2 separate regions of the Homo sapiens genome follow, and region 2 is linked to region 1. Evidence: read pairs that join two places in POLR2A ChIA-PET (ENCODE). Cell type or tissue: A673. All regions are shown on one strand. Links, peaks and the distances in the headings refer to the core of each region. The heading gives the core; the rest is flanking DNA.

Evidence for each region. ChIA-PET counts read pairs that join two places held together with the same protein. Peaks named below come from ENCODE experiments on the same cell type or tissue, not always from the same donor. Only the 100,000 strongest peaks of a DNase experiment are listed, where the experiment ranks them.
Region 2: POLR2A ChIA-PET joins it to region 1 with 16 read pairs; 2 of 35 experiments call an interaction of 5 or more read pairs at or near these places.

The regions. Positions count from the first base shown.
Region 1 is chr10:4,695,115-4,712,057 of GRCh38, reverse strand. LOC105376375 (a long non-coding RNA gene) reads left to right here. Exons shown (of 3, transcript XR_930599.2): 3 at 5,914-6,029. It overlaps LOC107984197 (a long non-coding RNA gene), which reads right to left and starts at 5,990. Exons shown (of 3, transcript XR_001747339.1): 1 at 5,882-5,990; 2 at 4,963-5,160. In A673, for the core only: CTCF peaks have their summits at 3,268 and 3,467 (motif pointing left); no DNase peak of the experiment used is centred there.
Region 2 is chr10:3,989,880-4,006,822 of GRCh38, reverse strand. MIR6078 (microRNA 6078) reads right to left here and starts at 15,663; the gene lies at 15,564-15,663. RefSeq lists enhancers at 13,292-13,792, 13,793-14,293. In A673, for the core only: no CTCF peak of the experiment used is centred there; no DNase peak of the experiment used is centred there; H3K27me3 peaks cover 434 bases.

The sequences.
Region 1 (16,943 bases), core at 2,848-10,847:
AAGCACCTATTTATCTAAGCGGGTCCAGGACATAAGAGTTTCCAGTTTTACAGGAGCACCGCCTCATGGGGAGGCCTACCCCAGACCAGCCTGGCTCCGATTGGGTGTGAAGGCACTTCCATACCAGGGAGTCCACTCACCCAAGATAAGTCACATCCTCCACTAGCAGCCTTATTAAGGGTCATATTTTGGTCTCTCATCAGCCTTGCTCTTATTTTTTTTCAATTTCTCAATCAGATCAAGGGCTGAGCTTATGTTATCAACTGCGTCCCTGCAATCCCAGTAAGAATATGCTTGGTTCTTGCTGAGGCTGACCACGTGTTAAATGCTTCCAGGCCTGCAGAGAGGAAGGGGCCTAAGTAATGTCTGTTCCTCTTATCCCCATGAGCATCAGTCTCTTTAAAGCCCCTCCTCAGCAAGCTGTTCTATAGACACACGCAATACTCATAGGCAGGTTGACCAGCACTCTCTCTTTCTTCCCCTGGTACAGAGGTGCATATGCTTCCAAACTTAAAACTCCAAAGGAAAGGAAATCTTGAATTAAAAATCTGTAAAGCAAGTTCCCTTTTACTGTCTCTCAATAATGAACGAGGTGCAGAATCAATAGCAGCATAGATGTATTCAGAGGGTAATCACAAGAGTTCATTCTGCTTCTGGCCTCGGCCAAGCTGTCCAGCCTCAGAGTTTATGTTCTAATAGCATAGCCTGGCCTTCCATACCCATGCCCACACGCCTGCTCCTTGCTTTTCTGTTTTGTTTTTTGTTCATGCTATTAACTATGCCTTCCTTGCCTGGCTGATTTTTATTCATGTCCCAAAATGTAGCTCGGAGTTGACTTCCTCTAGGGAGGGTTCCTATTGCCATTAAAGTCTCTTCCTTGCATATCCTTGATGAACTATTGTGGGTACCAGGGCCATAACTTCAATTACCATACTGTTTTGGGACAATCTATTTACTCGTCTAACTTCTCTTGCTAGACTTACAGAAATGCAAACACGGAAATCATATCTGTACCTTATTTACTCTTTTAAAGCCCCACCTCCAGTTTAGAGCTTGGTGTAGAGCAGTTCCATTGAAATACTGACCTGAGGACATTTCAACTTATATTTAGTTATGTTCTCATATTTTTCTAAGAGGTTCAAAACAAAACTGATAAACATGTTTTTAAAAAATGAGTATCTGATTGTTTAGAAATGCTTTTTACAGAAAAAGACTGATCAGATTCTAACAGAAGCAAAACTGCCTTTTAAACTATTTATTTTAAAGTTCTTCTCTCCCCATGTAGCTTTTACATGGTCTCGTGAGTTATGACATCAACTTCTTCTATGACCTCCAGAAAGCCGTTTTATGCCTCAGTTACTTTGTTGGTAAAATTAGCGATGATAACTACTGCTAAGCAATATTGATAAAAGTTGTTTGATTTGAAAGTGTTATAACTGAATGCTCCCAAACAATAATTCCAAGCACATTTTTCTAAGGTTCTGATGATTGTGTTAGTGATAAAGCAGAAGGATGGGGTTTCTATTTGACAGTCTGGTATTTCCATCTCTCAAATCAAGCTAGCAGAGTTAAATGTTCTGGTCATATTTAACTCACATCTCTTTTTTCCAAATTATTCAACTATGCCATGGAAAATAATATTTGCTTTATCCTATCATTAGACAGTATGCTGACAGGCTTATAAAATGACAAGATTTTTCATTTCAGTAAACCATATTTAAATCATCATCGTATTCCTTATCTATCTACTTGGAGGTAATTTGGTTTACTGCATTAATGTGAATTTTATATTTTTTGAGTCTTCACTCAAAATTGGTCCTATCATCTATTACCCAAATAAAGACTGTACTCAGAGATAATGTAGTATTAAAGAGAAATGTCTAAGCAACACAAATAATCTAGGAAAATTGTAAAAGAAAGTTTGAGGATAATGCTAAAATTTGAGTTTTGGCCTCAACTTGAGTGCATTGTGCCACATCCTTTGCTGTTAAGTTAAAATGCACCTTTGGTCAAATCATTTCCTTTGTCTACCCCCTGCTGTCATAGTTTCAGTGCTCATGTCTATGTCGATAAATTGTGAACTGCTAGATCTGATTTCTCAGTCTATTTTTATAATCTATTTTCTTTGGATATTTCAATTTGGATATTTCAACCTTTTAAGTTCCAGTGAGCAAGAGTAGACCAAAATTCATATTTGCATTCAACATTTGGGGACTAGGTTTTTTTTTTTATTACCACAATAAATATATGCAGAGTGATTTCTATGCGCGATAAGATTATAAGAGACTGATTGAATGGGTGAACTTTCCTTTGCTTCCTCAGTTTCCCAAGGCAGTGTGAGGGAAGTTTGGTGATCCATGCAGCTGGTGCCTGTGTCAGGTAGGAGGGTCCCAGGGATGGTGGGGGCACCGACTGCCTTTCCCTCCACCAGGAGGCTAGGGGGTGTCATAGTCCACTTAGTGTTGCTATAATGGAACACCTGATAGTGAGCCATTTATAAATAAGAGAAGTTCATTTAGCTCACAGTTTTGTAGCCTGGGAAGTTCAAGAGCATGGCCCTGGCTTCTGACAAGGGCTTTCACACTGTGTCATAACCTGGAGAAGGCCAAGGGGAAGCTGACACGTTCAAACAGAGGACTGAACAAGTGAAGGAGGCTCACTTTGTAACAACCCACTGTCACGGGAATCCAGTCTCAAAAGAGCAAGAACTCACTATTGCAGGAAGGACACCAAGCCATTCATGAGCGATCCAAACCCACGACCCAAACACCTCCCACTAGTCCCCACCTCCAGCACCACCACATTCACATTGGGAATCACATTTCAACATGGAATTTGACAGGGGACAAACTCAACTATAGCAAGGAGACTTTGCAGAAGTCAAGCCTCTGCCTGGAGTTACAGATGGACCCTCTACATTCTACTGCTTACAGGATCTGAGGTCCTATAGCACACTGTACTTGGCCTGCCATGTCCTGCAGAGAAAGAGCATTATACTCAGAAATGAAGGTGTTGTCATTTCCTCAAATCCTACCTCTCCTCACTGTAATCAGTGGACCCTCCATTACCATCAAACTGTAGCCATAGTGAATTGGGGGTGTTGCTGGTTAACCTTCCCTGTTTATACCTCATCAAATCTGGCCACTTCATGAAAGTCTGTTCTCAATCACATTTCTTAAATGTACCCTTTATTATTTCAGCACATATCTGCACAATCAGTAATTTTTATGAAAAATCAGAAACTTCTATTGAAATTAGGTGGTCCTGTTCTTAATCTCCCTTCCAGTTTTTGGTGCATCCATTCTTTCAGTATCACCTTTAACCCATTAGTTGTTGACTAATCATTTGCAGTGTTTCTGCAGTTGTGTCTACAAGACTCAAACTGACCCCTTGTCCTGGTCCCAGTGTTCTTCCAATTCCCACCACTCATCTTTGACATGAATGTCGTCACCATCACAGTCGCCCCCTAGCGTCCCAGTAACAGCCTGCACTGTGGATGGCTGCTGCTGGTTCCCGGGAGCACACCTTTCTCTAGATGACTTCCTTCCTGACTCCCCGGTCCAGATGGCTCTGTCAACTTGATCTATTTTTCAGGAAATGTTATTTGATTCTTCCATCAATCTCTGGAGCACAGTGACCCTGCCTTTGTTTTACCTGCCTTGGCAAGGGGCACAGAGCAGGAAATACTATATAATTCCCTTACAATTCCAAGTAGGGCTTCTGACACAGGTAAAATTTGAGGCATAGTGCCAAAACCATTTCTAAGCAGGTTGGTGCTCAGGGTGGGATACTACCCTGCTGTGAAGTGAAGGCACAGCAGGGAAGCAGGTGTGTCGGAGGCCCATTTCTTGGTATTGTGGCTGGAGAAACCTGTCTGTGACCTTGGGCATTTGTCTCCAAGTCTATTGGGGTTTGAGACTACAGTGGGACAATCAAGACCAGACCTGACACAGGAGTAAAATCTGAAAGTCCTCCCAGTCCTGATCAAGAGTGAGGAAAAATGAGACGGCTGAGCCCACAGAGGCAGGGACTCAGGAGCTGATGTTCAGGGGGGCTCTTTAAAAGTTGCATTTTGTAAACATTGTTAACGTGCTTGCTCAATTATTAGAAGACAGTAAGCATTTGGTAAACATTGTTAACGTGCTTGCTCAATTATGAGAAGACAGTGAAATCAACATAATACAAACTGAGGCCATTTACGCGGCTAAACTTTTTTGCACGTGGCCGTTTTAATTGCTCCTGTCTTTCTAAAGCAAGAGGAAATCCCATTCATTAATTTCTGTCAATCAACAAGAAAAGGATGACATTTTTTAGCCATGTAGCAATATTTTATTGAGGAAAAATCTACCCCTTTTTGGCTCTTACTGTAATAAGTATTCACCCATTTGATCATTAAGAAATAGATTCTAAGTTCCAAGGACACAACTCTTTCAAGTCAAAGGCATTATGTCATTATTTAAATTGTAATACATGTCAGCTTTGGGTCAGAACATGTGTTTCTTACCAGTTGCCTCATGTGTCGTACAAGCCCTATTTGGGAATTGCTTTCAGGGCTTTTTCTTCAGTCAGAGGGGCAAAGGCTGTAACTCAAGGAAGAAGGTGAATTTTGTCACTAATTACTGTCATTGTTCAGAAGGCAATAAACACTTTCCTTGAACAAGGTAATAGGTGAATCCTGCTTCCTGCTCCAACCACCAGCAGAAGGGTTTCTCCCCCACCTCTGGGATCAGCTAGGATAGTGTCAGTAGTTTGCTTTTGTTTGCTTATGTATGATGTACACGTTTGTATTATTTTCTTTAGAGAACTAAGTATATCAGAAGGCAACAGCCCATAATATAAGTTAAAATTGCATGCTGCATGGCTCTACAGTGTTTTATATATTTTTTCAAATTGAGTTCATTTAATAACCAAGTTGACTGTTACATTGGCAATTCCAAGTACTCAGAAAAGACATTACTCTACCTGTTTTATGTATGGATTGACAGTCAGACGTGCTAGATGACTTGACAAGTCTCCCAGTATTCCGAGTCAGTGGCCTTTCTTCCACTCAGTCCTGTATCACCTTCTCCATGGTGGGCTAGTTGAGGAAACCCTCACCTCAGAATGCTGGAATTCCCATTTAGCTTCCTGAGAAGTAGGAAGTGAGATTCTCCAGACCATCTTTAGAGAAAAAAAGGAAATGAGGGTAAATCGATATCCAGCTTATTTTTCAGAATCCCAGAAGTATAGTATTTAATCCCTTCCCATTTTTTATATCCTGTTCTATGTGGATGTAGTTAGGAATCATATAATGATAGTGGTTAATGAATATCTAATAGTGAATTAATATTTAACATTTCAGTTAGAATGGTAGATACTTTATTTACATTTTCTTATTCAATTGAATTCTTAAGACAATTTATAGATAAGATATTCCTTTTCTTTCTAATTTCCTTTTGAGAAAACAGTATTCAGAGATGTTGAACCATGGATCAAAGTTTACACATCACTAAATAGCTAACATGGGGTTTGAACTCAAACCTTGTTTACTGGAGAGGTTTCCAAGGGACACTACAGATTGGGCCAGCCCTGGCCAACACTGATGTTTTCCTCCTCCTTAATTCCTAAACCATCTGAAAGCTCTGTTCTGTATGGCACTGTAAAAAACAATGAAGAAACTTTGAATGTGCCCTTCAATAAAGGAGATTGAAGAGATGAGTGTTCTAATTTATTTTAAATCGCTGAGCTCTTTGGAAATGGGTTATCAAAAGCAGTGTCCTTAATCTGTGATTTGGACTTATTTAATGAGATTCTAAGTAGGTCTAAGGAGAATGTTAATGTTTCCCTTCCTGGAACTTTATAGCTTTCTACTTTTTAACGTTTCTTCTACATGCTCACTAACCCTTTGTCTATTTTGATGACATTATCCCACAGTGATCGTTCAATGCAGAGCAGCTGAGGAAGACTTCTGTGTCCAGTGGTGCCACAGGCTGGGTCTTGGACCGACCGTCCCCTTGAAAACAACCGAACATGTTGGATAGAACATGAGATTACAGAAGGGTAAGGAGAAGGATGGAAAGGAAGCAGATGACAAGGGAGAAACATGTGGACAGGAAAGAGAATTGGCAAAAGTTTTGAGAAAAACAAACTCAAAAAAATTGTTTTAACATTTAAGTTCAGGTGTACACGTGCAGGTTTGTTACACAGGTAAACTTGTGCCATGGGGGTTTGTTGTACAGATTATTTCATCACCTAAGTATTAAGCCTAGTACTCATTCATTGTTTTTCCTGATCCTTTCCCTCCTCCCACCCTCCACCCTCCAATAAGCCCCAGTGTGTGCCGTTCCCCTTTATGGGTTCATGTGTCCTCAACAAATTAAATTGGCCTTACCATCAAAACAACAAACAAACAAACAAAAAACAATAAAAAAGAAAACTAAAAGCCCCTTTAACAATAAGTAATGTGGCCAGGCATGGTGGCTCACGCCTGTAATCCCAGCATTTTGGGAGGCCAAGGCGAGCGGATCACCTGAGGTCAGGAGTTCAAGGCCAGCGTGGCCAACATGGCGAAACCCCATCTCTACTAAAAATACAAAAAAATTAGCCGAGCATGGCAGTGCACCCCTTTAGTTCCAGCTGTTTTGGAGACTGAAGCAGAAGAATCGCTTGAACCCGGGAGGCAGAAGCTGCAGTGAGCCGAGATGGCACCACTGCACTCCAGCCTGGGTGACAGAGCGAGACTCCGTCTCAAAATAAATAAATAAATAAATAAATAAATAATTTAAAAAATAAAATAAAAAGACAAAAAACAAAACAAAAACAATAAATAATGTGAGCTCGGCTTTCCCAATCTCATGTCAAGACCCATATAAATCAAAAAAATCAAAAGATTCCTTAGACAAGTAATAAAGTTTTTTTCTAAAAGCATATTTAACTTATTACTGTGGGAAATTTTAAAGCTATACGAAGTAGAATATCAAGGATCATGGACCTTCATGCGTCTATGACATAACTTGGACAATGTCAACTCAGGCCCATCTGTCGTCCCCTCCTCCTCTTCTCCATCTAATGGATTATTTTGAAGAAAATTCCAGAAATCAGAGTAACTACAATCATTACTCATTTATACAGATTAGAAATCTTACAAAATAGAAGCACAACACTATTCTTACATCTAAAAACTGAATAATAATTACCAAATCACCAAATTTGTGCCTGTAATCCCAGCTACTCCGGAGGCTGAGGCAGGAGAATCACTTGAACCCAGGTGGCAGAGGTTGCAGTGAGCTGAGATTGCACCATTGTACTCCAGCCTGGGCAACAAGAGTGAAACTCCGTCTCAAAAAAAAAAAAAAAAAAAAAATCTATTCTGTCTTCATTACTGTAGCCTCTTAGTTGGTGATCAAATTTACCTAATGGTTTCAATGGTTTTTAAACCTTTCATTTTTACATACTCAGTTTTATCATTGGTAGTGATAAAACAATATTCCTTTAGTTTCTAGATCCTTTTAGACTATTTCTATGGAGACACCTGAGTAAGCTTTCCAAGCTCTTTATTGCTTATTCATCTTCACCCTGTGGTTCATGGCAAAATTTGCAGGAAATAGTTTGGTCAGTCTATATCAGAGATTGACCACAGATAAGCTTTGAAGAGCATGGCTTGCTATAGCCAGAAGACCATGCCAACTGAGCCTCACATACTGTTTATGAATCATTGTGTGCAACTGTGCATAATCTCAGCTTCCTCCCAGTGTACTGCCTCATGCTTGCCAATTGTGCTCTAACTGCCTCTTGAAAGTATACACCCTTAATCTATTCTACAGGAGGCTTGGCAGCATTCACAGGTATTCCTCAACTTGCTGTAGATGCAGATGTCTGTGTTACTTCAGACTGCTTGCAGTGCTGTAAAAACAGCATTACATGGCGATTCTCAATGGCATAAGAGCTGTGCAAAACTATTATGCCTGAACTTGAATCACAGGATATGATTCAAAATGGACAAGGGAAATAACAGGAACTGTTTAGACGAGCATTTGTAAAAACACTCAGCAGTGACTTTTCTCCTTTGTCCTTTTTAAATTGTTAATCTCAAAATTTTAAAATCTGAAATCCTCCTTATTTTACTAAAGATACATCTAATACTAATCGTAAATAGTATATTAAAATTCGAAATTGAGGCTGAACTGGAAGTAAATTTGTTGTAAGTCATGCTTCGTAAACCATGGCCTTTGGGGTCTGTAACAGTTGGGTAAATACTTCTCAAATTCAGGCAAACAAGACACCTGACAAATATAAATTTAGGAAAGTTACTGAAGCAATTTATGATCAATATAGAGAAATTTAAGAAACAGATAAATACCATTATCCTTAACTCAACTTGGGATTTGCTCACAAAGTATCCTTCTGTTGCTTCTAAAACTTAGTCAATTACATAAACCAGGAGACTTGGCTGTGTGAGAAGTGGGCTGTGTTCATGATACCATGAGTAAAATCTATTTGGCTGGGAGCGGTGGCTCACACCTGTAATCCCAGCACTTTGGGAGGCTGTCTCGGGTGGATCACCTGAGGTCAGGAGTTCGAGACTAGCCTGACCAACATGGAGAAACCCCATCTCTACTAAAAATACAAAATTAGCTGGGCATGGTGGTGGGTGCCTGTAATCCCAGCTCTTCGGGAGGCTGAGGCAGGAGAATCACTTGAACCCAGGTGGCGGAGGTTGCAGTGAGCTGAGATTGCACCATTCTACTCCAGCCTGGGCAACGAGAGTGAAACTCTGTCTCAAAAAAAAAAAAAAAAAAAAAGAAAATCTATTCTGCTTCTATCCCTCTATCCCTCTCCCGCCCCATGAAATTTCAGTTGTCAGCTTCTTGGTGGGCTTGGTCTTGATTTAAATGCAGGAAGCACTTAATTGGCATTTGGGCAACAAAGGCAATAATTTTAAGCTGTTGTAGAAATGAAATATTAATATGAAATCCATTAACAGAAGATGGAGTTGATTCTCGATATCACTAAGAGTGGTCCATTAAACAAGTTACTTCCCTTGAAGTGGCTTCAAAATCCATGACTTAGTTACTTATTCAAACTATCAATTAGGATGGGATATTGTTCTGCACATCTATTGATTCAGATTCCCCAAAATGGAAACCAGAATATGTACATAGATAAAAATATTATAGAATATATAGAAGACATAAAGGGGTCACATTATTCCAGACATATACTGATTTAAAGTAGTTGTTTTCTAAGATGATCATTTATCTTTAATGAATCTTTCAACGTGAATACATCCTTTCTCTTTGAGAAATCATATAAAAGGTAATTGTGGCAAATTATATGTAAAATAATCAAGAATTCTATCACATTAAAAGTCAGGTTTTTTTTCCTGAATGACCATAGTTAAATGATCAATTTTTTAGTATTTTATATTATTTTAATGCAATTTTAAATTTATGGACAGTACAATTCACTTTTCTTTTGTGTCTAATTTGATAAATCCTGATGCATAGTCATGTAATCACCACCATAATCAAGATAAAAAAGAGTTCCTTACCCCCATACAATCTTCTAGTACTGACATTTGTAGTCAAACCACATGCCCATTTGTCCCTATAATTTTGTCTTTTCCAGAATGACATATGAATAGAGTTATATAGCATGTAGCCTTTTAGATCTGGCTTCTTTCCATTGACATAATGCATTTGAAATCCAACCAAGTTGATGAATATCTTAGTAGTCTATTCCTTTTTGTTGCTGAATTGTACCTATTCTATTGTATACATTAACCAGTTTGTTTACCCATTCACAATTGAAGGATTTTTTTCACATCATTTGTTGAAAATGCTGTTCTTTACCCTCGACTTGTCCTGTTACCCTTGTAAAAATAGTCACTTTACCATAAATGCAAAGGGTTATTTCTAGACTTTTAATTCTAATACATTGCTCTGTATGCCCAGCCTGTCTTCATTACTGTGGTCTCTTAATAAGTTTTGAAATTGAGAAATGTCAGTATTCCAAATTTATTCTTTATAAAGATAGTTTTGGCCAATTTAGATAAAGGTTAATACATTTTGTTGACTTCAAAAGTTTTTGGCTTTGTTGGTTACCTCTATTTGATTGCTATTACTTGTTTTATTTATTTTCACTTTAATGGTTCTCATTTCCTTTATTTTGCATGGGTTGGGTTTAGTTTAGTCTTCCTTTTCTAGTTTCTTAAGGTGGAACGTTGTTATTGATGTTTTATTTTTCTTTTTAAAATATTGGCATAACAGCAATATATATTCCACTGAGTACTGTTTTCACTACATTCCATATGCTGTGGTATATTGTGTTTTTGTTTTCATGAATCTCAATATATTTCATAGCTTCCCTTGGGATTTCTTCTTTGATGTATTAATTATTTAGGAATGTGTTAATCTCTGCACACTGCAAATTTATAAATTTTTCTGATTTATTTCTGTTATTGATTTTTAATTGTATTTCATTTTGATTGTAGAATAAACTTTGAATGGTTTTGATCCTTTTAAACTTACCGATGTATAATTTATGCTTACCATATTGTCTATCCTGGATAATGTTTACATGTACTTAAGAAGAATGCATTCTGCTGATTTGGATAGAGGGTATTATAAATCAGCTGTACCTTCCTTTGTTAAATGTCTTATAATTTTTTGTTGAAAACTAGAATTTTAAATATTGTTCAACAAATCTATCAACAGGATTTTCCCTTCCTCCCTGTGGTTTATTATTGTCTCTTTTGTTATTGCTGTTGTCGCTCTTTGTTTGTTTAGTGACTTCCCAGAACGAATTCCATAGTCTCTATTCTTTGCCATGTGCAATCACTAAGGCCTCCACTCAGTTTGTTGATGAGCTAATGACAGGTCACAAATTTCCTGAAATTCCTTGAACCAGTAAGTCTCTCACCCTCTACTGAGAAGTTCGGTGCATGTGTTGGGTTATGCCTTCACTTTCCAGCAGTTCACAAATCTGCCTCACTCTTCATTTCTTGTTTGAATGGAGTCTCAAGGACGGCCAGAAGTGAGAGGTTGAGGTGTTCTGAGGTCTTTCCTGGCACACACTTAGCCCTGTACAGGGGCACAATCTAGATTTCCAAGGGTGAGGTAGAGCTTTTCAAAGTCCTTAAGGTACAACTAATTCCCTATATATATTTTTTAGGCTTTTGGACAGATTCTTATTTGCCTCAATTATCATTGCTACCTCAGGCACTATTCTTATTTTTGCTTTTTTTTTTTTTTTTTTTTCAAATAACACAGGGCATTTCTCACTAACTGAGCTCTGAGGTCAAATAAAGATAAGGCCTGACAAAGATGCTTTTCTTGGTTGCTGTTAGACAGGACAAATGGTTTCAATTCTCCTGGAATAGGGAATTTCAGGGTAATCCGAAGATGGTCTTCCTCTTCCAGAGACTGCCAGGCTTCTGATTTTTAAAACTGCCATACTGCTTATGCTTCTGGTTGTCAAGAGTATCAAGAAACTAGGGAGAGGAGGATGCGAATAGGGCAAGTTTAAATGTCACAAAGCTTTTATGAAGAGTCAGCCTTTTTCTGGAATAAACACTCTGGAGAATGCTGCAAGTCTTTTGTTTATTTCTACAGTTCTGAAAAGGCTGATTGCAATGATTTTTTTTTTCTTTGCCAGTGATCTTACTGTTATTTTGGAGGAGAGGATTTTTGGAGGTCCACTATTTTTTAAGTACTCTCTTTGATAATGTCGATTTATGGTAAGTTTCAAATCAGGTGAAGTGGTTCCTCCAAATTTGTTCTTCTTTTTTAAAAGAAGTTTAACTACTTTACTTCATTTCCCTTTTTATATAAATTTGAGGATCAGCTCTTTAATATCTAAAAAGCATCCTGATGGAATTTTAATTGTTTTTGTATCATATTAAATGTATTTGCATTAAATCTAGATCCATTTAGGGCCAATTAACTTTCTAAAATGAGGTCATCAGATTCATATCTATAGTATATCTCTCCATTTAGGTAGGTCTTCATTTATTCTGTCATCAGTGTTTTGTTGTTCTGAATATACCAATCCCACACATAATTTTAACACCTAAATATTTTATTTTTGTTAGTTTCATTTTATTTATTTTTAAAATTTATTACTTTTTTATTGACAAATGAAAGTTGTATATATTTATGTTTTATAACGTGATGTTTTGAGCTATGAATTCATGGTAGAATGGTTAAATTGAGCTAATTAACATTTTTTATGATGAGAACATTTAAAATCTACTCTTTTAGTGACTTTTAAGTACAGAGTATTTCATCCAACATAATGTTCTCCAGTTTCTTCCATGTTGCAAAAATGAAAGGCTTCCCTTTGTTTTACTGCTGAATAATATTCATTGTGTATATATCACACATTTTCTTTATCCAACTATTGTTGATGAACCCTTAGGTTGATTCTGTATCTTAGCTACTCTGAATATTGCCACAATGGACATGGTAATGCAGCTATATTTTCGAGATATTGATTTCATCTCCTTTGGATATGCAAACCCAGCAATGGGATTGCTAGATCATATAATAGTTCTATTTTTAATTTTTTCTGGAACCTCCATACTGTTTTCCATAATGGCTGTACTAATTTACAGTCTTACCAACAGTGTACAAGGGTTCCATTTTCTCCATATCTTTGCCAACACTTGTCATCTTTTGTATTTTTGACAATAACCATTCAAACAGGTATGAGGTTTTATGTCTTGTGGTTTTATTTTGCATTTCTTTAGTAATCAGTGATGTTGAGCTTTTTTTTATATATATCTGTTTGCCATTTGTATTTCTTCTTTGAAGAAATGTATATTCAGGTTCTTTGCTCAATTTTAATTGGGCCACTCTTGAGTTGTTTGGATTTCTTATATATTTTTGATATTAAACCCTTGTTACATGTAGAGTTTGCAAATATTTTCTCTCATTCTATAAGTCATCTCTTCATTCTGTTTGCTGTTTTCTTCACTGTACAGAAGTTTTTAGTTTGATGTAATTTTATCTGTTTATTTTTGCTATTGTTGCCTGTGCTTTTGGAGTCATATTCAAAAATCTCTACCCAGACCAATATCATGGAGCTTTTCCAATATGTTTTTTTCTAGTAGTTTTAGTTTCAGGTTTGATGTTAAAATCTTTAATCCATTTTCAGTTGATTTTTGTATATGGTGTGAGATAAGGATCTAGTTTTATTGTTCTGCATGTGAATATTCAGTTTTTCAAACAACGTTTATTGAAGATACTGTCCTTTTCCCATTGTGTGTTTTTGGCACCTTTGTCAAAAATGAATTGACATTAAAGGTGCCAATTTATTTCTGAGACCTATCTATATCACTATATTTACAGTGGGTTTCTTGCAGATACCTTACCACCATACAGTCAAGTCTTTTTGTTTGTTTGTTTTAATTCGATTTGTCAATCTTTATTTTTGATTTGGTGTGTTTAGATTATTTAAATTTAATGTAATCACTGATTTGGTTAGATTTAATTCTAACATTTTTATTATTTTCTGATTGTCATTTTTTATTTTTTTATTTCTCTGGTTCTTCCTTATTATCATGGACTGAAGGTTTGAATCTTCCTCAGATTCATATACTCAGGCTGTAATTTCCATTGCTACTATATTGAAGGTTAGGGACTTTATGGAAATAATTAAAGTTACATTAGTTTATAAAGGTGAGGCTCTAGTCCAATAGGACTGGTATCCATGCAAGAAGAGGAAAAAAAACCCAGCACTGTCTCTCTGTGCACACACAGAGAAGAAGCCATGTGAGGACACAGCAAGAAGGTGTCTGTCTGCAGGGAAGGAAGAGAAGGCTTGCCAGAAACCGCAGCTGCTAGTATCTGGATTATGGATTTCTGGCCCTCAGAACAGTGAGAAACTAAATGTCTTTTGTTGTTTAATCCACCCAGTCTGTGATATTCTGCTATGAGAGTCAACATCAAGTAATATACTTGCCTTCATTTTTTTGCTTTTATACATACTTTTAAATATTTCATTTAACATGTGCTGTGTTTTAGCTATATCTCTTTTTACTATTTTAAGTGGTTGATCAAGAAATAAAAATATACCTGTCTAATGTCACGATTTTCTTTCAGTTATTATTTTACCTCCCAACATAGCAGACTTGCAACCAAATAGAATCATTTGGCCTCCTCTTTTTATTACAGTTGCCATGTGCATTACATCTGTCTATTTATCTATCAGTTATCTATCTATCTATATCTATCTATCTATCTATCTATCTATCTATCTATCTATCTATCTATCTATCATCTATCTATCTATATTAAACTGCCCCAGACAAGATTAGAACTTTTGTTTCCTAAGGTCATGTATATTTCACAGCTTTCTAGCAGTAGAAAAATATTCTATTACTTTGACCCAAATATTTACTATTTGTTTTGTTTTGTTTTGTTTTGTTTTGTTTTGTTTGAGAGAGGGTCTGGCTCTGTCCCCCCGGCTGGAATGCAGGGGGGTGCGATCTCGGCTCACTGCAGCTTCAACCTCCTGGGCTCTAGGAATCCTCCTGCCTCAGTCTCCCAAGTAGCTGGGACTACAGGCACATATCACCATGCCCACCTATTTTTTTTTTTTTTTTGTATTTTTTGTAGACATGGGATTTTGCCATGGTGACCAGGCTGGTCTCGAACTCCTGGGCTTCTGGGTTCCTCCCACCTCAGCCTCCCAAAGTGCTGGGATTACAGGCATGAGCCACCAAGCCTGGATGATATTTGCTATTTTTGTTGCTGTTCCTTCACACCGGGATTTTGAAGATTCCTTCTGGCATAATTGCACTTTAGTTCTTTTAGCATTTTTTTAATAGGCCTTCTGCTTGAGATAAATTACCTTAGATTTATTTAACGTGAAACTGTATTTCACAAAACAGTCACCCTCATGCCATTCTCATGCTCTTCTGGCCCTTGCCCATCCTCCTCAGACAGCTTTCCCTTCTGCATTCTCCATTTCTATTGGCAAAACATCCGAATTTCAAACTTGGGAGCCCACTTCTGCTCCTTTCTCTCCCTCATCCATGCCCTAGTAGCTACTATCTCACTATTATTTAGAATGGAAAAGAGCACATCTATTTGAGAAACATTTATGTTAAGTGAATAGGAATTACTGATGTGTGTCTTTGACATTAACCCATGAGCAGTGGTGTGCCTGTTTTATTTTGGTTTTGTTCTGTATCTACAGCTATTACAGCTCTATCTGTATCTACCTATGGCTATTATATTTATCTCTACGTATATATAAAATGTGCACCCATGTGTTATTTATGTAAACATACACACACTCTCACATGTATGTGTGTATCTATGTATGTATGTATATAATATACACACACATATTTATATACTGTAAATCTATTCATTCAGCATCTTATTCTTGGCTGTGTTACTATTAAGAATTCTCCATGTAGGTATATTTTTCTCTTTCAACTTCAGGAGACAAAATGAGAGAGCATCGTAACATTTTAAGTCAAAAATAGAATTTAGAATGAAATGTTCTAGCAGTTATCTTGTAAAGGATTTGGATATTTTTATATTATTTATTAAACCATGAAATGACATTATCTGAGAGTGTCCTACAACTTCAGCTGTTGTAATTTCACACCTCATGGTGGCCTCTGATTTCAAGGTTCCAGTGTGCTTTAGGGAAGCTTCTGCAGAACCAAATCCAGCATAATAGTTCAAAGGGGCCAGTTTGATGCCAGCAAAATGAACTAGAAAATTGAGTCAATTAACAGGAGAATTCAGGATAGATTTTCCCACTACATATACAAGACAAACATGAGTTTTACAGGACTGTGTAAATGACGGAATTGGTGGCTCGTTAAATGGACCTGTGGTTAGCATGGGAAACAAGAGGATGGGGCATCTCGTTGGGAGAAAAATTAGTGCTTTATCAGCTGCTCGCATCCAATGCCTGCACCAGGCTGGTACCTTAACAGCTGCTCACCACTCAGAGATACCAATCACGGCCCTATCAAACCCCCATTCTCTCTCCAGATCAATCAGTGTCTCTTCCAATCCTCCCTAACTGTGGTCTGGGTGACAGCCCCTTCACTTTGAATTTGATTCAGTCTCATGTTTAAGTCTTCACATTCTGTGGCTTCACTTGTGCCCCTCCTGTGATCTGCCGGCAGCTCTAGGTTGGCTGTGCCCTACTCAATCCTTGCTCTTTGTCCCCAGACCCCCAGCCCAAGCCAGATGCGAGACCCTTACATACTCTGAAAACAACGTTCAAACATCTCATGTCTATTTGAACTTTTCTGAAACTGGAAGAAAGGCTGCTATTACTTATTTCTCTTTTGTAGATGGAGAGTCAGGATTTGGCAAAATTAATTTGCAGATCTTAAACAGAGGCCTTCTGACTCCCAGGCCAGCACATCTTACATAAAATGACTCTGCATCCCATTATAGCCCTGAGTGAAGAGTTCTTGGCCTTCAGAGCCCTTCTTGGGGTCACTACTGAATTTAATATAGGGTCTTTCTGGCCATGTGATGTTTTAAAATTTGTATTCTAGGTATTTTTTTCTGGATATGAAACTCAGACTCAGTTCACTTCATTTTCATTCACTCAACACACTTCTTTTATTAAAGTGGTCTCTTTGGTAAGCCACAGAATGCACAATGAACAGCAGAGGCTGGTGTGTGGAAAGTGACAACAGAATATGTCTTTGCAGCCATCAGAATATGATGGTATTATGAATTGTGGAATAGTTGAGAATCCCATAATGGGCCTAAGGATGAACTGTTAAACCTAAGCTATATGTCAAAGAGAAGTTGTTTGTATACTAGATATCTATTTAACCTCCAACTGAAGGGAATAAAATACCAATTTTCATAACTAAATTTCAAATTATTTCATGGTGCTTTTCCAGAATTTCCTGATGTCTCATAGGGAGCTCGTATTAATATGATAATGTAGAAATGTAAAATGAGGTATATGGCATT
Region 2 (16,943 bases), core at 3,067-11,066, 710 kb after region 1:
AATGTCTTTCTTCAGCAATGTGTTCACTGTCAACATGAATAAGTAGCTTTCACATACATGCCATTTTAAAAATTCAGCTTGAGGCCAGGCGTGGTGCCTCATGCCTGTAATCTCAACACTTTGAGAGGCCAAGGCGGGCGGATCATGAGGTTAAGAGATGGAGACCATCCTGGCCAACATGGTGAAACCCCATCTCTACTAAAAATACAAAAATTAGCTGGGTGTGGTGATGCACGCCTGTAATCCCACCTCTTCAGGAGTCTGAGGCAGGAGAATCGCTTGAACCCAGGAGGCAGAGGTTTCAGTGAGCAGAGATTATGCCATTGCACTCCAGCCTGGTGACAGAGCAAGACTCCGTCCCAAAAAAAAAAAAAAAAAAGAAAACAAAAATTCGGCTTGAAATTTGCCTCAAGAGCAAAACAAACTTACTCCAAAAGGTTTGGTTCCAAAATGTACATGTGCCCTCGCTTGCTATAAACCGTAAAATGTTGCTGCGTGGGTGCCGGCCCCATGGAAGAGGAAGGAAACAACTTTCAGAACACACAGTAATAAGCAACTTAAAATAAGCCTGCGAGTGAGATCTTCCCTGCCTATTGCTGGGAAGTAAAATAAACATTTCCAATAGAGGAGAAAAAGCAGAAGTCTTCATGAAGACGGAAAGTCCATAGAATAGATCAGGATGAGGCTCACGACTTTGGACTCAACAAAGCAATAAATGTCATTTTCAGGTGGCCAAATGTCATTGTGATGCTGAGACATTTGAAAATGGCATGAGCCATTTATTGTAAATATATTACTGCAAAGCCACAAATGCTATTCCTGCTACAGGACAAGATAAAAGCAGATATAACAAACCAAGCTAAAGGAAAAGCTATACTTTCTCCCTGTGGACGAGGCATTGAAAGCTGATGTTATTTTGAGGGGGGCGGATTCACAGTACGGTTATCTGGCTATCAGCATCTGTCTTCTCTCTTCTTCATTTCACCAACTTGGACTGGGCCAGGTGCCCCAATTTACCTTAATCTGTAGGCTCCAGTCTAGGTCGTTCTTGGAGCATTTTTATTTTCCTCCAAGAACCTGGGGATCTTTTCAGGCTCTCTCATCTTTGATTATTGAAAAGCATAGGGGTCACTATGTGTTGGGCGTGATCAGCCATTTCTAAAACTCCAGCCCCCAAGACATTCACAGGCTTGAATTTCACCTCCTTTACCTCCTTTATTGGCAAGTTCTTGATTCCGTCTAAAACCAAATCTGATTTGTAAAAGATGTGGTGTTGCCAGCATTAAGATGTCTGTGCAAAGGTGAATGAGACTGCATGTGAGTCCTGCATCCCCACAGTGACCAGCTGCACAGTGGGCTGCCGGGAACGATCAGGGTTGGCCTCCCCATACCCAGCTCACTCCTCCATCATTCAGGAACTCATCCGTTTATTGTATTAGCTAAAGCTTTAAAGATACAAAAACTGGGCCCCTTCCTTGAAGGAGTTCACTTTTTAGAAGGAAAGTTAAACATTTCACAAAAGAGGTAAAATAACCAAAGCCATCCACAGTCGCAGATCCAAAACGTGAACGCAGGCCGGGCTGTCCCTAAAGCCCATGCCCTTTCTCCGGACACTGCTGCATGTGAGGGACGTGGGCCCAGGGCCCAGACTCATGATATCACATCTGGTGATTCAATGACTTCCAAAGAGGTTAAGGCAGGCCCTGGGAGGTTGAATTTGGTGCTCCTAGGTCAGCTGCGGGAGGGGCACCACGGTCCAGACTCAGAGCCTTTGATCTTATTTATGCAGGTCCCCAAAGGAGGCATCTCATTAAGTCCTATTACCCATAATCAACTTTCAAAGAACTAACTTTGTAAAACATATCAAAAGTACATGTGTTTTTCCTAAACTTTGGACCTCACAGAGAGCAAGGACCAAAGATTTTGTAATTGAGTTATTGACGTGCACCTCGGCACCGTTTGGAGGAGCAGAGGCGTGGGAACGTGACACGCCATCAGGCGCAGCCTGTCCCTTTGGAAATCGAGACGCTTGTAGGATTAGAGACCTTCGCAGTCACTCTGCCATCCCATCTATCACTGTCCAGTTCTATAAACTGGAATAAGAGGGAGCTGAAATACAAAAGGGTTACCTTGGAGGATGTTTGTAAGAGTACAGCAACCAGTGTAAGAAGAATTCCATATTTCTCCATCACAAGGTTTTAGCCAATATCTCTGGAAGATAATCAAGGTCAGCCTTAAAAAGTAAATGTGAAGAAAGACACTTTTCACTGAGATCTTCATTTCCATGTGTTCTCTGGCCCCCACTCCCAGCTACCCTTCAGCCTTCTCATTCAACAGTCTTTCCGAGGACACATTCCTGCCCCAGATTCTGGGAAGAGGATGCAGCTCACATCCAGGAGGCCCCAGGACACTCAGGCCCCCACCCCGTGGCTCAAGTCTGTGGTCACTTGATTTGCTTTTACCGTAATCTTCCTAAACCCAGTCCCCCGTGAAACCGTCTTTATCTATGTATTTTTTAAATTCATATGTTTGTACACCAGTGCTCTTTTACTCACTGTGTTTAGATTTCAAAATAATTTGAGGTGATCTAAATGTATCAGTGCCCCCTCCCATAAAGATCCATTACCTGCTTTCCAGGAATTATCTCAACAATAATATTCAGGAGGGGCAGAAATGACCAGTTTTTTCTTTGGCACTGACTCTGTGTGACTCTTCACATATACATGATCTTCAATCCTTACTACCACTTGGTAAGACATGTGCTCCTGCTTTGCAGGTGAGGAAAAAATAAATGATGCACAAAGAAATGAGGAGAATTTTCCTAAAATCTAACAGACCTCCCACAGTCCATGCAGGAGCAAGGGTTCCAATGCAAAATCGTCGTTAGTGAATCTGATGAAAGTCAAGTCAGAAACCCTACCTGATTCATCTTTATTCCCCAGGGATGACATACTGTCTGTTTGCAATATTTTCGAAGATAAAGAATATCAAACTGAGAAAATCTGGTGGTAAATATGTGCTGTGCGTAAGAACTATTTGTTGCATTTTGAGTCAGACATATAAGTGGTGTCTCTTCCAAATGAGCTGCAGTTGGTTTACCCCATTTAATTGTTTTTTCTCATCCTAAAAATAAACCCATCCTTCTGATTACTGAGACTTTACTTGAGATATCATGGTAACCCCCAGGTGATTTCTAGGACATAAACCAGGCGTCACAACCCTTGGTGCCAACAGGAACATGCAGACAATGGGTTTAGGTGGACGGTGTGTGCAATGAAGGGGGGAGAGCTTGTTCTCAGCTCAGTGATGAGGATGGCTGTGAGTGACAGTCCAGTGAGGAGGGGTTAAACCCTCTCCACACGCAGCCCCCCAGTGTGTGTGCCAGATACAAAAGTTTCTCAAAAGAAGCCAGAAATCCATAGTTTTATGTGAAATTTCATGGTTTTTTAAATGTTGGTATGTAGCTTATGTTTGAAATTCTGCCTGGGAATTTTGAGTACTGCTTTGTTCATGTCATAAAACCCAAGAAATTAAATGGCTTTACGCTCAAAGTTATATAAAAAAATAACAATCATGGTTACATGGCTTTACATAGGGGGCACAATGAAAGGTTTTACATTTATACTCTCTTCTTTTTTAAAATGTTACCAGGACACAGAGATGACGTTTCTCTGCAGACCCACCAGTAGCACTGTACCGTGGGTTATATAACTTCTACTAGTGGGATGGGAAAATAGGAAGAAAGGAAATACCTCCCTGTGAATGTCGTATAAATTTACGTCTACACAGAAGCCCCGGACCTAGGCAAATCCAATGACTGTTCCGTTTTGCTTGTTCTTATAGGAAGATTCATGTGGCCCAGACCACACTAACTTCCCCACAGTCAATTTCTTCTCCGCTCAGCTGAACTCCCAGCACTGCGAGCACAGCTGGCTCCCAGCACCCATGGATGGCCTCCGCTTCTCCACCGCACTTCAAAGAGGCTTTTCCATTCCCTCATTCAAAACTCCATCCTACTAATCCTCCATCTCAACCAGGAACTTGGCTTCTAATTTCCCTAAAATAAAGATGACTATATAAATAAGTAAATATAAGATGAAATATAATAAAATTCTGCTTGGGACGATGATATGAAAAGTGCTCTTGGAGCCAACAATTTGAGACCAAAACCCACATCTGAGCCTGGCTTGAGAGCTACCAGTTTGGAACTTGGATGTGGGAGCCATGGAGGGCCTCCTCACAGGTAGCTCATTTTTATAAAACTTTGTTCCCAAGGGCTCCTCTCTCAGCAGTGGGCTGGCACCCTGGAAGCCAGCATTGGCCATCTGTGGTTCTGGGTAGCTTTTCTTGGCTGTTGGACAGGAATGCATGGCCGGGTCTGAGCTGCTGACCCCACAGAGACACTGTGACAAGTCCTCAGGCTGCCCAGGCAGAGCCAGCACCCTGGGCAACGTGTCTTCCAGAATGTTTGGACGAGACACTAGGCCATCACAGACATTTGTAAATCTTGTTGTTTTATCCAACGATAACACAGAGCAAAAATATTAATGCCATAATTTTAAAAACACATTACTTTCAAAATGTTTTTAATTGACACATAATCATTGTCCACGTTATTGGGGTCCACAGTGCTCTTTCAATGTATATCATACATACAGACCAGATCAGGGTAATTAGCATATCCATTATTCCCAACACAAAGAAATAGGAAGTAATACTTTTTATACCTAATTACTTCAGCAATGATTGGACTGCACTGAAAACAAGCATGAAAATGCTCAGCTCCAAAGACATCTATGCCGAAAGTCAAGGGAGACTAAAAGAGGAAATGTCGAGTAAAACTTCCTTTTCAACCAGAGCAACACTACAATACATACATGATTAAATTAAGTCCCTAACACATTATTTAGGCTTTAATAATAGTAGAGCTGTTTCTTTTTCCTTTTTTTTAATTTTTTGTCTTATAGTTCAAACTGCCAAATATAGTGGCAAGTTGCCAGCTTTTGTTAATTTCCTAATTGATTACAAGATATTTTGCTTCCTTAATTAAGACTTGAGAGAATATAAAATCAGATAAAATGCAAAAATTTTGCTCTCTTCTTTTAATATGAGATTCTAGTTACAAAAGGAAATGATTAAGAAAAGGAAATCAAAGGCCATTTAATTCCATTTAATTTAGCGAATATTTTTCGATTACCTGCCATACGCTTTCGGTAATGAACACTGAAGTTATAAAAAAGGATTAAGAATCTGTGCGTATTTTAGAGTAGTTTGTAACATAACAATGGAGATCTCTATTTCAAAACTACTGAAAAAGTCATATGGAGTGCAATACTAGTATTGTGGTGTTTTAAAGATCAGAGACAAACTACCTTTAATGTGAAGGCTGCAGGGATATTAGAGGTTCTGAAGTATTTCACCATGGCAGCAAGTCACTGGGAAGAACGAATTCGAAGGTGAATAAAAGTCTTAAGCCTGTATTCTAGGGAATGGAGGAACTATTAGAAGGAGCAAGAAAATTGGGGGCGGGGGATGAGGAGGAGACCCTGAAGGAAAAATGTGGCTATGGCTGTGGTGAGTCTTACGGTACAAGCAGTCACACTGTGTGGATCTCAAACAGATCATGAAATGCACACCTTGAGGTCCAAGAGCCCAGAGCTGGGAACGTGCATTTAAAAATTGTCAAAGGTACTGTGGGCTGGTCGTGCTGGCTCACGCCTCTAATCTCAGCACTTTGGGAGGCTGAGGAGGGCGAATCACCTGAGGTAAGGCATTCGAGACCAGCCTGGCCAACATGGTGAAACTCTGTCTCTACTAAAAATACAAAAAAAAAAAAACAAAAAAACCGTCTACAGAGGGAAGATGACTAAAGTCTTCTGCCTGAAAGACATCCCGAGGTCAAGGAAGAAGGTTGAGATGGAGAGCAAAGAGCAGCTGAAAGCCAGAATTTTGCAAAACCCTATATTAAGAATAAGGAAAAAGAAAGCCATAGGAAGCAATAAAAGCCAAGGAGAACCATAAAAATGTATTTTAGTAAAAACCTTAAAAAGGAAAGGTATCCAGAAGAATGTTGGAATCAAAGTATGTCTAGTAATGTCAAATTTACAGAAGTTCAAAGACAATGAGACTGGCTTGCTTTGGGGAAGAGAAGGTGCAATTTGATAAGTGATTTTCATAGAGTCACAGGATAAAAAATTAGTTATCAAGAGACAAATTATGAATAAAAGAAGTGGCTGCAGTGAGAAAATAATAGCCAAATGTATTGTGGAGGTGGACATTGAAGAAAGCTTGTTATATTGAACGATATAAAAACTAAAGTCAGGAAAAGATTTTTTCATTTTTTACAGGGGAGGAATGATATAATGGGGAAAAAAGAAAGTACGAAAGGGAATAATAGGTGGATAAAGATTCTGAGGATGAAGTACACTTCATAAAGAAAATATAGGTAGAAAAGAGGAGGATGATTTCCTCTAAGATGAGAGAAAAGAAAGTGAGTAGTAAGAGAATTAGGATACAGAAAAAAAAAAGAAATCTGAAATAGAGATGAGAAAAGCCAGCAACATTAGGGATACACTTGATAAAGGAATTGAGTTAAAAATCTTAGAAGTATTGAGGTGATGAGACTCACGGATTACAGGGCATGAGGAGCAGGCAGCTTGAGCAAAGCAAAGGGTTTTTGATCACTGCCATCAGAGTATGATAGGGTTTTAGCAAAGAGTATCAGCAGGGGCAGGGAGAATACATCATTGCATGTGTTGCTATATTCTCTATTTTATTTATTTATTTTTTTTGCCAAAGTGTAAATGGTTTAAGAATAGGACTAAAATGTATATTACCCAGAACACTTAGCACAGTTGAATGCTTATAATAAATCTTAATTAATTTTATCTGCTAAAAACCTTGTAATAAAACTAAACACTTTCCTACTAAGATAAGAACAAGGCGAGAATGACCCTGCTCACTACTCCTTTTTAACATCATACTGGAAATCCTAGCTAATGCAATAAGACAAGAAAATGAATTAAAATATATTCAGGTTTGGAAAAAAGAAATAAAATAGTTTTGCTCACAGAGGAAACAATTTTCTCAATAAAAAATCTCAAAGAATGAAAAGCAAAAACAATAAGAATAGCCTCGTGGAACTAATAAATGATTACAGCAAGGTTTCAGAATGCAAGATTAATATACTAAAATCAGTCTAGGCACAGTAGCTTATGCCTGTAATCACAGCACTTTGGGAGGCTGAGGCGGGTGGATCACCTGAGGTCAGGAGTTTGAGACCAGCCTAGCCAACATGGTGAAACCCCATCTCTACTAAAAATACAAAAATTAGCCTGGCATAGTGGTGAAATATATATATATATATATATATATATATATATATATATATATATATATATACACACACAAAAATCAAATCAATTGTTTTCTGTATACCAACACTGAAAAGTTAGAATTGGAAATTAAAGCCACGCTACTATTTACCAACACCAGAAAAAAAAATACTTCAGTATAAATCTAACAAAATATTTATAAGATCTAAATGAAGAAAACTATAAATTGTCATGAAGGTAGTCAAAGAGGAGTGAAATAAAGGAAAAGGTATCCCATATTAATGAATAGAAATATTCAATATTGTTAAGACATCAGTTCCTCCCATATTAATTGATAGATTTAATGCAATTCCTATCAAAATCCAAGCAAGTTGTTTTGTGGCTATCAACAAACTGATTCTAAAGTTTATATTGAAAAGCAAGAGTCCCAGAATATCCAACACAGTATTGAAGAAGAACAATATTTAGGACTTAAAGACTTACTGTACTGAGTTAAAGGCTTACTGTAAACTACAGTGATCAAGACAGTGTGGTATTGGTAAAAAGAACAGACAACTAGATTAATGGAACAGAAGAGAGAGCCCTGAAATACACCCACACAACTGAACCTTCACAAAGGAACAAATGCAATTTAATGGAGAAAGTTTGGCCTTTTCAACAAATGACACCAGAACACCTGGACATCCACATTCAAAAAACAAATCAAGACACCAACCTTACATCAAGCTCTATCAGCCCATGGCCTGCAGGCCCCATGCAGCCCAGGACAGCTTTGAATGTGGCCCAACATGAATTCATAAACTTTCTTAAAACATTAAGAGATTTTTATAGCAGGGCACGGTGGCTCACGCCTGTAATCTCAGCACTTTGGGAGGCTGAGGCGGGTGGATCACAAGGTAAGGAGTTCCAGACCAGCCTGACCAACATGGTGAAACCCTGTCTCTACTAAAAATGCAAAAATTAGCTGGGCATGGTGGTGGGCGCCTGTAATCCCAGCTACTCAGGAGGCTGAGGCAGGAGAATCCCTTGAACCCAGGAGGCGGAGGTTGCAGTGAGCTGAGATCATGCCACTGAACTCCAGCTGGGGCAACAGAGCGAGACTCTGTCTCAAAAAAAAAAAAAAAAAATTAAGAGGGTTTTTTTTTTTAGCTCATCAGTTATCTTTAGTGTTAGTGTATTTTATGTGTGGCCCAAGGCAATTCTTCTTCTTTCAATGTGGCCCAGGAAAGCCAAAAGATTGGGCACCACTGCCTTACACCATTCACAAAAATTAACTCAAAATGGATAATAGACATAAATGTAAAAGGAAAACTTGTAAAACTTCTAGAAGATGATATCACAGAAAATCTTCAGGCAGATGGCTATGTAATGTAAATTAATGGCCACTGAGAATAGACACCATGACCACCATGTCTGAGGGATGCTTCGGTGAGATCTGCAGCTTCAGCTTTAAATATCCACTAGGGTAATATCCATATTATTACCCAAATTTGTTGCCTTGAAGTGCACTTTGTCTATAACCTAAATATTTCCTTCTACATTTTTAATCTGTTTTCATTTGTACTCTTCCTATAATAAGCCTCCAAGCATGTTGCTGTTTCACGACCCTGAGAAGAATGAGACAGCACACTATCACTGACCGCACACAAATTAGAGAGGTTTCATTAGCTGGGTCCTCTTCACAGATATCCTGTCAAAAGCAGGTTTCAGGGTGAGAACAAAGGACATATGAAGGAGTTTGCAGAATGAGATGGAAAAAGAAAGCCTGTGAAAATGGAATCAAACCACAGGGTGACAAACTTCATTGTCTTCAAATTATGCCTAGAAATAATAATGAAATAGCATTGAAGTCAGGTTAAGCCCCATTTCCCTGGACTACACATCATAATTCTACTATTACACTGACACTGGCTTGTATGTAATATTGCTTAAAAGATTACACCATTTGGCTGGGTGCGGTGGCTCACGTTTGTAATCCCAGCACTTTGGGAGGTCCAGGTGGGCAGATGGCTTGAGGTCAGGAGTTCGAGACCAGCCTGGTCAACATGGCAAGAACCTGTCTCTACAAAAAATACAAAAATTAGCCGGGCGTAGTGACGCATGCCCGTTGTCCCAGCTGCTCAGGAGGCTGAGGTAGAAGAATTGCTTGAATCTGGGAGGTGGAAGTTGCTGTGAGCCAAGATCGCACCACTGCACTGCTGCCTGGGCAAAAAAGGGAGACTCTGTCTCAAAAAAAAAAAAAAAATACACCATTTGAAATTCAGAAATTATTTCTGCATATGTCTTCTTTTTTCCTTATAACTGGAGCCTTTTATTTTATCTTTTCTCTGCCATCAGCAACATGTAGTTTCACCTTGGAATAATGTGGTTGATCCAGGTATATTTGTTGTTAATTGGAACGCCAATGAAAATATAATTAGAACAGATTTTCATAGGATATAACAATTAAAAAATTGGGAGCCACGTTTGGTTTGAAGTTGGGTTTCTATGGAAATAGCAAAGCTCTCAGAATAACCTGCCAGAAAAATCTGAATTCAGTATGAAGTGTCTAGATGCCAACAGCAGGTAGACAACAGAGATGAGAATCAAGAAAGGAAGATCGAAAGTGATTAAGAGAAAAGAAATAGAAAGTGACAATGACAAAAGTACATGTTATTGAAGAAATGACTGTGCAGTGGATCTGAAATAAAAAAAAAAAAACCTAGAGGGAAAGAAATGTGTGAATTAAAGTTCATACCTAAAAGTACAGCAATTATATTTAAAAAGAACGTTCATATTCTTTGCCCAAGAATGTCACGAGAGTGGATGCCGTTACATTAAATTATAATCTCTCTGGGGAAGAGGTACAAGCAAATTTACTAAGGTATTTAAAATTGCACTTTAAAATTTTTAAAAAAGAATTTTAAAAAATTCCACAGGGAGCAATAACTCATTGGCAGCTATATCAACTCGACAAAACATTTCCAGTTCTAATTTCATAGGGCCAGATTAGGTTCTTATTTTTATTCTCTGTATTATATATATTTAATTACCATCTTCAGAACTTTAAAGGGAGCTACAAATTGAGGAAATGTTGGCAGATGTCCTCAAGAAAATAGGCATGATTTTAAAAATTACATATTTAAATCTCAGATCTCAAATGAAATATTAAAAGACCGATAGGGTTAGCAAAAAAACTAATTTGTCTTCACTCATCAAATCTGTATTATGTAGGAATTTTTTTGCATTGATCCATTCTATTCCCAGCAAGCATTTACTCCAAGCTTGTCAAGAGATCAGCAGCATGGACTAGAAGATGCAGCATTTTTTTAGGGCAACCAGGACCTGGTCAAGTCCTCCTCTCTCTTTACTGGCCACTTGGCTCAATTCAGTATATATATTTTTATCCAAAAATTGGAAATAAAAATACCTGTTCTGCTTACTTCGCAGAGGTTTAGCAAGGATGGAATGGATGACTGGGTACTGAGCTCTGTCCAAAAAATTACATAACTCTTCCAGGCCACAAGCCAATTTTATATGACAGTAGGAGAAACACATACCGAAAATATTTAAGTGCCAGACAAAATTGAATATATGATTAAAAAGAGCAATACATATAGAAAGTGCTACAGCAGTTCAGAAAACGGGGGAAGCCAATAGAGATTGAGTCAGATGTGATTCTACAACCTCCCTAACGACCCACACATTGCCTTGAAACACATCTCTAACCTGAAACCTTCAGGCTCTGTCTTCAACCTGTTTTCATTTGTTCTGTCCCCAAATTATAGCTGACCGCTTACTATAATTAAGTCATTCTTCAACCTTCTGCCTGAGGTCTCCTCCACTGCTTTTGCCCAATCCAGGATTTAGCACTGTGGGAAATATGGCTCCAGGTCCAGCGTGCTCTGCCCTTCTCATTTGGTACCTAGGGAGAATTCCTTTTCCTTCCCACTCCTAAATTCCTCTAATTCTCTGATTTCTAAGTCTGCTCTTTAAGAAACATTCTGTGATGAGTTCACTTCCTTTGCAGGGACATGGATAAAGCTGGAAACCATCCTCCTCAGCAAACTAATACAGGAACAGAAAACCAAATACCGCATGTTATTACTCATAAGTGGGAGTTGAACAATGAGAACACATGGACACAGGGAGGGGAACATCATACACCGGGACCTGTCAGGGGCTGGGGGGTAAAGGGAGGGAGAGCATTAGGACAAATACCTAATGCATGTGGGGCTTAAAACCTAGATGATGGGTTGATAGGTGAAGCAAACCACCATGGCACATGTTTACCTATGTAACAAACCTGCACTTTCTGCACATGTATCCCAGAACTTAAAGTAACAAAAAAAAAAATACAAATAAAAACATTCTGTGTACTTCATGAAGCAATTCTGCCACAGGCCTTAACGATGGCCACTTCTCATTCTAAATCCCTTCCCTACATCCTCACTGTTTCATGTTCAGTTTCAGTTTTAGAATAAATGATTAATCGAATTCTCCTGAAGCAAATGGCGGGAGACATTATGCTTTGGTTGTAATAAAATTTCATTGCAAATGCACTGATAGAAGTCACAGTGAAATATTACAGGGTCTAGAGACCAAAGAGAAAACAACCAGGAATAAAGGAAACAAAAAAAGCAATGTTCTGAACACAGTTCTGGGGGAAACTTTACCTTTAGACGGTGTAATGGATATGCCTCGGTCCTTATTCTCATGCTAGTGCATTAGTCCGTTTTCACACTGCTATAAAGAAATACCCGAGACTGGGTCATTTGTAAAGGAAAGATGTTTAATTGACTTGCAGTTCTGCGTGACTGGAGAGGCCTCAGGAAACTTATAATTATGGTGGAAGGGGAAGCAGTTGCATCTTACATGGTGAGAGAGAGTGTGTGTAAAGGAAGAACTCTGCAACACTTCTAAAACCATCAGGGATCTCATGAGAACTCACTCACTATCATGAGAACTGCATGGGGGAACCGCCAATCACCTCCTTCCTTCTACAGGTAAGGATTACAGGTACCTCCTTTAACACGTGGAGATTACAATTTGAGACAAAATTTGGGTGGGGCCACAGAAGCAAACCATAACACTAGCCATTGAAACAGTGCTACGTTTTGTTAGAAGAGTTTTGTTTTGTGTTCAGGGGCAGGGAGGATGTCGAGTGAAAATGATTTAAGATATTTTTGAATTCTTGGTGTGGAGGAAATAAAGGGTAATTATTACTGTGTTCTTCAACACTACATAAACACCCACTTTTCTCTGGTCTGGACCAACAGCATCTCCAAAGGAATGGGGATCTGTCCAAGACAAGAGCTCCCCAAAGCTGTTGCCCTGTGTGGAAGGTGACTCAGCCATCCTTGATTGGCAACGAAGTAGGTTCTGCAAACTGTGCTTCCCTGATTCAGGTCAATAGTTGCTACTGATTTATAGCTATGGTGGGATAATTTAAGGGGAAGGATAGAGCATCTTGGTTATGGAGATTTATGAACTTACCTGACCAGCAAACCACATTATTCGTGATGCCTGCCAACCAGGCTTCAGATATATTTTGGTTTTAGTGGCATTCTTCTAAAACGTCCATCAAAGACAGCCCCCAGGAACATTTTATTCCTGATTGCCATATATTCTTCACTTATTGTAATTTGCTTAAGCAGACGTTACGATACTAAATTGGCTTCGTATTATGCACAGAGGTACTAGCTTCCAATACCTTCTGAAATAAGCAAGCAGAAGGGGTAATTAAATCTTGTCTTTTTCTTCACATTGCTCGGCATGTTCTTTTATTTTTCTGGCTCCTATGCTGACAACCCAGCAGGAGATTTTACAAGCCCAAAATACCTGATTACTTCCCAACCCCAGAGAAAGGGACAGAACATGCTTGGGAAGAAGGAAAGCTAATGGCAGCTTCGCTGGAGGTGAGAACAGGGTGAAAGTTGAGGAAGCTCAGAGCGGAATGAATTCCAAACAGCTTGGGCAGGGCTGACCTCGCCGTCTGCCGTGTCCTGAGAGGCAGGTGTCGCACTGCAGTCACATCGCTGTTCTTTCATTGTGTGATGAATTTCCAATACATCCCCGACATGGCAGGGGAGGCGGGTTCCAAAGTGGAACCGTGTTCGAGCATTCTGTCTTCTACTGCTCCCTCAGTGGCGTAAACATAGAAGTCGTGATTTGCTTAGAACAACTCCTGGCAATGAAGGGAGTGGCTGAGACACTGGCCTGGGATTCCAGGCCTTCCCCAGCAAACGCATAGTGCAGGCCACCTGCGCTCTGCTCCGGTAAAAATGCCGCACAGCGTCTGATGCGTCCGCACTGCCTGGACCTGGGAACACTCATCCCACAGGAGAAAGAAACCTGATGTACTCATCCATCAGGACCACGACTCTCAGAACACGCATCCAACTAGCCGTCTGCGGTTGGGTAGAGAGGCCCTGGGGCACACTTTTAGCCCTGCTAGAAAGTTGGCCTCGTAACTGGCCGGCTTATTCCAGGAATGTTTTCATTTTTCTTTCTAAGGTCAACCTGATCACACTGCCGAGGCTACAAGCACACAAAGGCTGCAGGCACATAAACAAAAGATGAAAAAACAGACTCCCGGGCAGAGAAAACAGGGTCAGAGGTGTTGCCGTGCCTGTGAGGCCTTTGCTGGCCGCCTGCGTTCCGGTGGCAGCCAGTGACCGTCCTGCACCTTCCTGCCGACTGCAGAGACCTCAGGCCACCCTTGGCTCTGACCTGTGTTTCCCAGGCTGCCTCTGCACCTGCCTGCTAAAGCCTTCCTCGGTTTCCTTTGGTAAAGTATTGAGTGATGAATTTTCTCACCAGGTTCTTAAGGCAAGGAAGAGTCCCCCTGGGGTGCAGGCTGAGAGACAGGTCTCTGTGGAACAAGGAGGAGGGATGGAGGAGTTCTGTGTGGGAGTGTGGTGGGCTGGTTGTTGATTTATTCATTTGCAGTTGGGGCAGCTTTGAAAGGGAGGTGAGAGAAGATGAGGGAAGGGGAGGGGAGGGGAGAAGGTGGAGGGAAGGGAAAAGGAGAGGAGGAGAGGAGTGACGAGGAGAGGAGGGGAGTGGGGAGGAGGGGACAGAAAGGTCTGGAGAAAGAGCCAGCCAGCCAATGTGGAGGAATTTTAAAACACAGATATCTGTCCTTCACTTTAACTGAGTTAATGAGTGAATTTTCCCACCAGCCATCTTACTGGGATGTCAAGTAAGAAGGAAGCAGAGGCTCAGAGACCGATGGTCACTGGGATGATATCAAAATTGACAGAAATTTGATGACAGAGAAGTCCCACTTTTGTTCTGTTTTGCTTCATAGCTGTTGTTTTTTTGTCTTGTCTTTGTTTCTGACTCCTGGCCTTTGCCTCCTATCCCCTGCCTGAGCAGCCAGATGCACACACACTCTAGGTCCACACAGAGTCCCCCGGACTCGCTCCACCCTGTCAAGCCTCTGCACGTGGCAATTTCTTCTTTTTTTTTTCCTGGTTCGACCACCTTGGCCTGGTTTTTCATCTTTTTGTTTTAACTCCCTTCGTGTGTCACGCACCTTCCCTTTCAACTGTGCTGCACACACTGGATTCTGCTGTTGCTTTTCTGAGCTAATTCCTACCTGTCCTTCAGTTCTCAACCTGCACGTCAGCTCTTCACGGAACCAGCTCCTCCACCTCCCTGAAGAGGTGCAGACCTTCCAGCCTGTGCTACCTGACCATCAGGGATTCTTCATGGAATGTATCACAGGTGTCATCAACGAGTCACTTGGAGATTGACTTGGATGAGAGCTATTTCTCCCTGTAGCTATTTTTGCCTAATTACAAAAAAAGGAAAAGATGGCTCCTTCCCCAGTATTTCTGAGTGTCTTTCTGAGGAAGGGAAGCTGTGTGCCTGGCCATGCTGACGTGGCCCACCACTGCCTGGCTTGACCTTCTCCTCCTCCCAACACCTCTGAGATGTTATCGTCTCCCATGATGCTTCCACTCACTGCCGTTCTGTTTGATCTTAACCTGAACGTGACTCCCATCAGGGCTCCTGGTCACTTACAGCGATTGACTGAAGCTTTACTGAGGATGGTGTGCGGCGCCTATAGTAGAAGATAAATTAATCCAGTTTAGTCCATAAATGCTCTATAGTGGTTGATGGTTGTAATTTATCATAGAAATTTTGCATCATTTAACAGATTGATAGATTCAAATTTTAGTGGCTATAAACTGACATTTTAAAACAAAACATGACAAGATGGCAACTATGCTTTTACATGACTAGCATTTTAACAGAGACCCACTTCTCACTCAAAACCAGCTGAAGTTAGAGTTTTGCCTCTGTCCACAGCTAGCTCAGGCGGTGGCTCTTTCTCCTCTGCATTCAAAGCACTCATTGAACTCCCAGGAAAAGACTCATAGTTTAGAGTGCTACTGAGAGTTTTGTGTGTCTGTCTTGTCTCAGAAATTGCATTATTCACCCATTGAGAGCAGTGAGGGTGTTTGCTAGTTCTTTAATTTGACATAGAGTTTGACATGGAATGGTAATCAATACACATTGACTGATGTGTTGGTGAAAACTGGGGGGCCCTGATGTCCCCAGTAGAGTAAGAAACACAAACCCATGCTTTTAGGTCAACACCACACAACGTCATAAATGGACAATTTATAAATCACTTGAACTTGCTATTTTTAACAAGTATACAAATCTTTGTGTAGCACTCGGAAAGATTGCATTGAAGCCTTACCAATGAAAAGCTATGATTTTAAACATAAAACAAAACTAGGTACCTGTGCATGCGGCTTGACAGTTGCACAACCTGCCAGACCCTGCTGCACTTTGAAATGTTGCCATACTCAGCACTTCAGCTCCAACTGAAAAACACTCAGAGAAGCGGCTCGTGTTTAACAAAAGCCTTCTGTGTCATCCCAAACTGAGTGTTTAGCACCTGGCCTTCCTCCTGCAGGAGGCCTCACATCATGGCAGAAGGTGAAGGAGAAGCAAAGGCACGTCCTATATGGCTGCAGGCAAGAGAGCGTGTCCTGCCCTTTATAAAGCCATCGGATCTTGTGAGACTTAATCACCATCACAAGAACAGCATGGGCAAGGCCTGCCTCCATCATTCAATTACCTCCCACTTGGTCCCTCCCATGACATGTGGGAATTATGGGAGCTACAATTCAAGATGAGATTTGGGTGAGGACACAGCCAAACCATACCATATATGTGTGTGTATATTTGTGTGTGTGTATATATACATACACACACACACACACAATCAATAGGACATATATATTCGTTCTGTTTCTCTGGAGAATCCTGACTAACATAGTTGTCAATGCAAAAACATAACGACTTTCTTTCTTTCTTGAAATAAGTAAGTGATCTCTTTCAGGCAGCTGTTGATGGACTGTCCGATATGTTTAATTATTTTCTTATTTCAGCCACTTCTCTACATTAGATATTTTTGATAGTCAATATACAGAATTGTACTTTGAATCATTGAGCACAGAGCATTAAATCTTATACATGGAAGATTCTCATTAGATATTTATTTAGGATGGCTTTCTGATTGCTGTAACTTACATTTAGTTGACAAGCACGAAAGCATTTTACAAGAGTTAGGAAGCAGCTGCTCCAACCTCATGAACGAAGGAAAGG